Linked DNA regions of Mus musculus: region 1 is linked to region 2. A link is a loop called in an ENCODE intact Hi-C map of the cell type or tissue named here. Cell type or tissue: gastrocnemius. All regions are shown on one strand. Each heading gives the region's core, and the rest is flanking DNA. Links, peaks and the distances in the headings are about the cores only.

The links. Peaks named below come from ENCODE experiments on the same cell type or tissue, not always from the same donor. Only the 100,000 strongest peaks of a DNase experiment are listed, where the experiment ranks them.
Region 1: it touches region 2 in a loop (3-fold over the local background); 10 of 42 quality-filtered maps call a loop at or near these places.

Annotation. Positions count from the first base shown.
Region 1 is chr16:91,458,968-91,461,880 of GRCm38, forward strand. No RefSeq gene overlaps it. Among named protein-coding and RNA genes, the nearest start is that of A930006K02Rik, 4.7 kb to the right of the region's middle. In gastrocnemius, for the core only: a CTCF peak has its summit at 1,226 (motif pointing left); a DNase peak (open chromatin) is centred at 206; H3K4me3 peaks cover 424 bases; H3K27ac peaks cover 1,132 bases.
Region 2 is chr16:91,357,216-91,360,128 of GRCm38, forward strand. No RefSeq gene overlaps it. Among named protein-coding and RNA genes, the nearest start is that of Ifnar2, 14 kb to the right of the region's middle. In gastrocnemius, for the core only: a CTCF peak has its summit at 1,415 (motif pointing right); a DNase peak (open chromatin) is centred at 1,443; H3K27ac peaks cover 391 bases.

The DNA.
Region 1 (2,913 bases), core at 138-2,637, 100 kb after region 2:
AAAAGAAAAGAAAAAAGAAATGGCCCATAGTTTCCTATGGGAAACGGTAAACCCACAGATCCAAGCTCAAGGAGCCATGGGCACAAAATTAATACAAGATAATTTGCTATACTACTTCAACTAGAAAGGGTCTGCTGGGTGCCAGCCAGAGGTGTCCATGCAATAATCAGAGCAGCCAGCCAGACTGAAGCAGCTGCCAAGCCTCCATTCACTTTCTGTGACAATACAGGCAGGAGGCAAAGGGAGGCAGCCTCTTGGCGTTCCTTTCTCTCCCACAGATCAGCTCAGCAGAAGTCAGGGTGCCGCAGGGAAAACCACGGGAAGGGACTCCCATGAGTTGTCCTCTGTCGGCAGCACATGCTGGGAGGGGGGGGGGCTAAATGTAAATTTAAAAATAAAAATAAAGCTTTGAGACAACATTGTAAAGAATTTAGTGGATTTAAACACTAGAAGTTGGCTAGTAATCTTGCCCAGATCAAAGCAAGCAAATGGTGGGAACAGAAAGGCTGAGTTAAGGGGCTAAGGAATAAATGGGACATTGAAAAATAAAGATAGTGAGTCTGGAGGGATGGCTCAGTGGTTACTCCTGCAGAGGCTCTCCTAAAACCCACAGCAGCCACAAACATCTGTGTCACCAGTTTCAGGGGATGTGACACGCTCCTCTGACCTTCTTGGGTACCAGGTGCATATGTGGTGCCCAGACATATATGCAAACAAAACATTTATACGCATAAGATAAATCTTTTTTTTTAAAAAATAAGTTTTGTTTTGGACAATGGTAGCTCATTTGCTTATGACGGATAGGAAGGATGGCCTCTGGAAGGACTGGAGAAGATGTTTCCCTTTTAGTTGGGAAGCTGGAGAAGGCTGACTGGTCTGTGAGACGGAACAAGATGGAGAGGACATGATGGGAGTAGGGTGAGGGGGCACACTCAGCACTGGGGAACCACCCTGCAGAGGAAGGAGTCTGCTCACTAGAAGATAGAAGGATGGGCAGTTTGGTGTTAAGGAACTGAGACCTAATCGGTGCATTGCTTACATCTTTCAAGAAAGTAGAAGCCGGGTAGGGAAGCACCTGTTGAAAATGAGAAAAGTGAGGCTGGAGAGATGGCTCAGGGATTAAGAGCACCGACTGCTCTTCCAGAGGTCCTGAGTTCAAGTCCCCGCCACCACATGGTAGTTCAGTCATCTGCAATGGGGTCTGACGCCCTCTGCTGGTGTCTGACGACAGCGACAACATACTCATATACATAAATAAATAAGAAAACCTTTAAAATGAACAGAAGATGAGAGACGTGCTGGGGAGAGGTTAGGTGTGAGCGCAGGCCCTAAACTGCAGCCCACCTGAGGCTGTGGACTGACTTTTTTTTCCACAGGCATTCGATATCCTTTTTTGTATAGAAGAACCAGCTCTCACCTGGGCCCTTCTAAGCAGAAAAATGATCTCTTCCTACTTAACAAACCTCAACCAACAGCAACCAACCAACAACCCATTGACCTTCTTGGGGGCCTAGCATTTATATTCCCTCTGAAAAGTTCCCCAGAATGCCAAAGGTCAAACAATCGCAGAAACTATCTGCAGCTGGCAAGATCATGCTCCTGCTAGCACATGAGACAAACTGTGGTTACTTGCTGAAGACAGTCTGAAGCAGCCCCATATCCTGTACCCAGGATTAAGAAGAAAACATTCTTATAATTTTCCTGTGTTTTTCAAAGAAGCCAAAATTCCAAAATTGTCACTGCACATATCCCTTTTTGTCAAAGTAACTGAATATTTCTGCTTCCCCACTACTACCCTTGGCTGTCACTCACATGGACTGCCTGCTGGGATGAGGGAAGAGCACCATGGGAAAATGAACTCAAAGTTTCACATAGATCCATCTGCTCAGGTGACTCTCATCTTGCTTCCAGCCAGGATGCACACAGGCTATAATTCCTGTTGAAATAAGGGGTTCACTTGAGCCGGACAGCAGTGGTGCACACCTTTAATCCCAGCACCTGGGAAGCAGAGACAGGTGGATTTCTGAGTTCAAAGCCAGCCTGATCTACAGAGTAAGTTCCAGGAAACCAGGGCTACACAGAGAAACCCTGTCTCGAAGAAAAAAAAGGGGGGGGGTCACTTGGGTGCAATGAAATTTGATTTGCATCATTAGGTAAGAGATATATTAATATCTGACATATGGCCTAGCACCTGCATGTCCATTCAGTCTCAAGTGTCAGCAGGTTTCAAGCCATCCTGTGTGACACCCCCACAGGAAGGGAAGTCCTCCGGGAACAATTGTGCCGCCAGCTCTCTGCCGTTTCCCTTTAGAGTCTGTTACAGTGTCTACCCACAACTTGGGCAGACTGTTGTTCAAAAGTTTGTTATTTGTAGCTAATCTAATGCTCATGCAATAGACAACATTTCTGCAAATGAACTGAAACTTAAACATGACACTGTTAACAGCAGAACTGACACTTCCGCTGTTTATATGAACGCACGCAGGAAATGTCAAACCAGTAAGAATCTGATCAGACCACCGGGTTGTTAAAAACAAAACAAAACAAAAAAGTCACCATAAAGACGACCTTTTGTTCACTGGCCTGACCTGTTTCCCATTGTCCTCCTGGTATACACATTAGTTAATCACGGGAGGAAGCCATCGTAGTAGGACGGCATCTTCCTTAAAAAGAAACATCTACAACTGCTTCAGACGTTGAGTTACTATTCATTCATATGGTTCTTTACAAAATTTCACAACTGTTGACAACATATAGAAGTTGCTTCATAAATTCTTAAAAGGATAAAAAAAAAAAAAACCCTGTGGTTTTCTTTGCTGCACTATGTTGGTGAATTAAAACATATTCCTTACTCAGCAGTTATTAAACTATTATTAGACGGTATTAAGAAATATGGCTCGAGACTAGAAAGGG
Region 2 (2,913 bases), core at 292-2,791:
AACTACTGGACAGACAGTGGGGGTTGAGGCTGGCCAGACTTACTCCTGGACAGACAGCTCTGGAGGCCAAGGCTGGATAAGCTAACCCCTCATTGCTTGAGTCAGATTTCTCTTGTGTATCCAGGAAAGGGCATTCTCTGCCCTTTGTGCCATGTCTGACACAGGCTGAAAGACAGAAAGCGGCTCTGTAGAGGTTGTTGGGACAGCTGAATGACTTGAACATCTGAAATCCAGCTGTGAGCGGTTCCCTTCCATCACTATTAACTTTTTTAAAAAAGATAAATAAAAAAATGAAAGCCAGAAGGGTGTGAGAGGTTAGCCGAGCACTCGCCATGTTTTCCGTTTTCACCATAAGGCTTTGGAAAATAAACGGCTCGGTTGCCGCTGCTCCCACAAACAGCAGGAAGCTGAGGTCGGAGGAAAGCTTAGCCTTTTATGTGAAATGCTCTAGAGTTTGGCTCCCAGTTTTGTCTCTGACCTTGATGATGGACCCTGACCTTCAGGGGCTCAGGGAGAGTTGGTGATGATAAGCCACAGCCAGACAGCATTTTCTGCTTGGAAAACCCGGCGCTTACAGACTATCCCTTGGAGCAACAGACAAGGTGAAAGTCTGTAGTTTTACAAGAAGGTATTAGGAGAGTGGTTATTTGTTTGTTTGAGGGAGGCTGTGGGTACACGAGCTTGGAGGTCAGAGGTCAGCGTCAGGTGGCTTCCCTCAACCCCTCTTCATGCCTCTGAGACAGGGTCTTGTGCTGAATCTAGAACTCAGGCATTTGGTTAGACTGCCCAGCCCGTGAGCTCCAGGGATCTGCCTGCCCTGCATGCCTGCACTGGGACACACATGTGTACAGCTTCCCCAGGGACGCTGGGGCTTTGAACTCTGGTCCTCACACTCCTACAGAGAGTGTTTCACACTGCCCATCTCCCCAGCCCAGACATAATTTCTTTTCAAATATTTTCTGTCTGTGATTTGTTAAATTTGTATCAATTGAGAACCCAGAGGAAGAGGAGAAATCATATTTTAACACCTGATTGAAGATGAATATGTTGTTGAGCCCAGTGGTGAGAGAGAGAGAGAGAGAGAGAGAGAGAGAGAGAGAGAGAGAGAGAGAGAGAGAGAGAGAGAGAGAGAGAGAGAGAGAGAGAGAGAGAGAGAGAGAGAGAGAGAGAGAGAGAGAGAGAGAGAGAGAGAGAGAGAGAGAGAGAGAGAGAGAGAGAGAGAGAGAGAGAGAGAGAGAGAGAGAGAGAGAGAGAGAGAGAGAGAGAGAGAGAGAGAGAGAGAGAGAGAGAGAGAGAGAGAGAGAGAGAGAGAGAGAGTTCTGTAGAGAACATCTAAATGCAGCCCCCTCCCCATTCTCCACAGTTGTCACATGAATTTCATTCGTTTTGAGTCAGTACCATAAATAACCAGCAGAGGGCACTGTTCCCTAATAGAAAAGGAGCTACGAAGACGTCCACAGAATGATTTTCCTAGGGCTGCCTTAACAAAGATCCCCAGGCTGGATGGCTCGCACAATAAAAATACTCTTGTTCACAATCTGGGACTGAAACTCTAGAATTAATGAATGCACAGGGCTGGTTTCTTAACCTAAGGCCTCTCATTGGCTAGTGGCTCAAGTCTTCCCGCAACTTCACAGGGTTTTTCTTCTGTGTCCTGACCCGGAGTGACCGCTCTGTGGTTACAAGTCTTGGTTCAATTCCCAGCATCTACACAGGGGATAAACATTCGTAGCTCTGGTTCTAGAGGACCCAACGCCCTCTTTCAGCCTCCGTGGGGCCCAAGCATGGTCATGGTACGCGTATACGGGCAAAACACACGTGCACATACCATCAAAATAAACAATTTTATTTAAGAGTCAGATTAATTACAGCCCAAACAAATAACCTCAGTTAACTTCTTTCAAGATTATATATCCAAATAAGTCATATTCTAAGAATGTGGCAGATTGCAACATCGGCAGATGAACGGGGTTCGGGGCACAACTCAACACGTAGAAAGAAACTCTTCTGTTCTCAGTGTGACTGACCTTTTAAAAGACATGGACAGGACAGGACAGGCAGCCCTAAGTCCCAATGGTCTGACATCGCAAGAAACCAAACCTGAGAGACGGTACTGCGGATCTTGTTTTAGACTCTCCCTAGGCTATCAATGTATAGTCTAAGTCTCTCTCCACACTACTGGCCCACAGCTCCCAGTGAGCCCGGTGGTCAAGACGGGAGCTGCTGACTACAAGCAAGGCTGGGGTGTCCAATAGGTTAGCCACAACCAACACACTTCCTTTCTGCTTCCTGTATTTTCAATATACAATGAACTTAGCAAAAATACATCTGTGTGTCAAAGCATTTTTGTATTCTGGTTCCTTTTTGTATGGGTGTGTGTGTGTGTGTGTGTGTGTGTGTGTGTGTGTGTGCGCACGCGCACGTGCGCGCGCGCGTGTGTACTGGTATGTGTAGCAACCAGAGGTCAACCTTGTTGGCTTTCTGGGATTTTTGGCAGTTGGCTTCCTGGTTTGTTGATAGAATCTCTCTCTGGCCTGGGGTTCTCTAATTAGCAACACCTGGTTGGGTAACAAGGCCAAGAGATCTGCTCGTCGGCACCCTCACAGAGACAGGGTTACCTCTGCCAAGCCAGCACTAAGGTATCACCCAGACACATTTTTCTAGAATTATATCGCCTACGTGGTTTTGCACCTTGCAATGATTCAATGGTGTACTGGCTTTTTCCTACCAGTATACCGACTTCCATCCCGTGTGCTCAGGGGGATAAGAAGTGAGCTTTGAGCCCCCCTTATGAGACCTTGTGAGATGACCTACCTAAAGCTACAGAAGGCCGGACAGAAACAGGTGGCTGCAACCCTCTGCAGAGGCCAAGCGGTTCTTGAGACACCAAATGGAGGTGTTAAGGCCAAAACA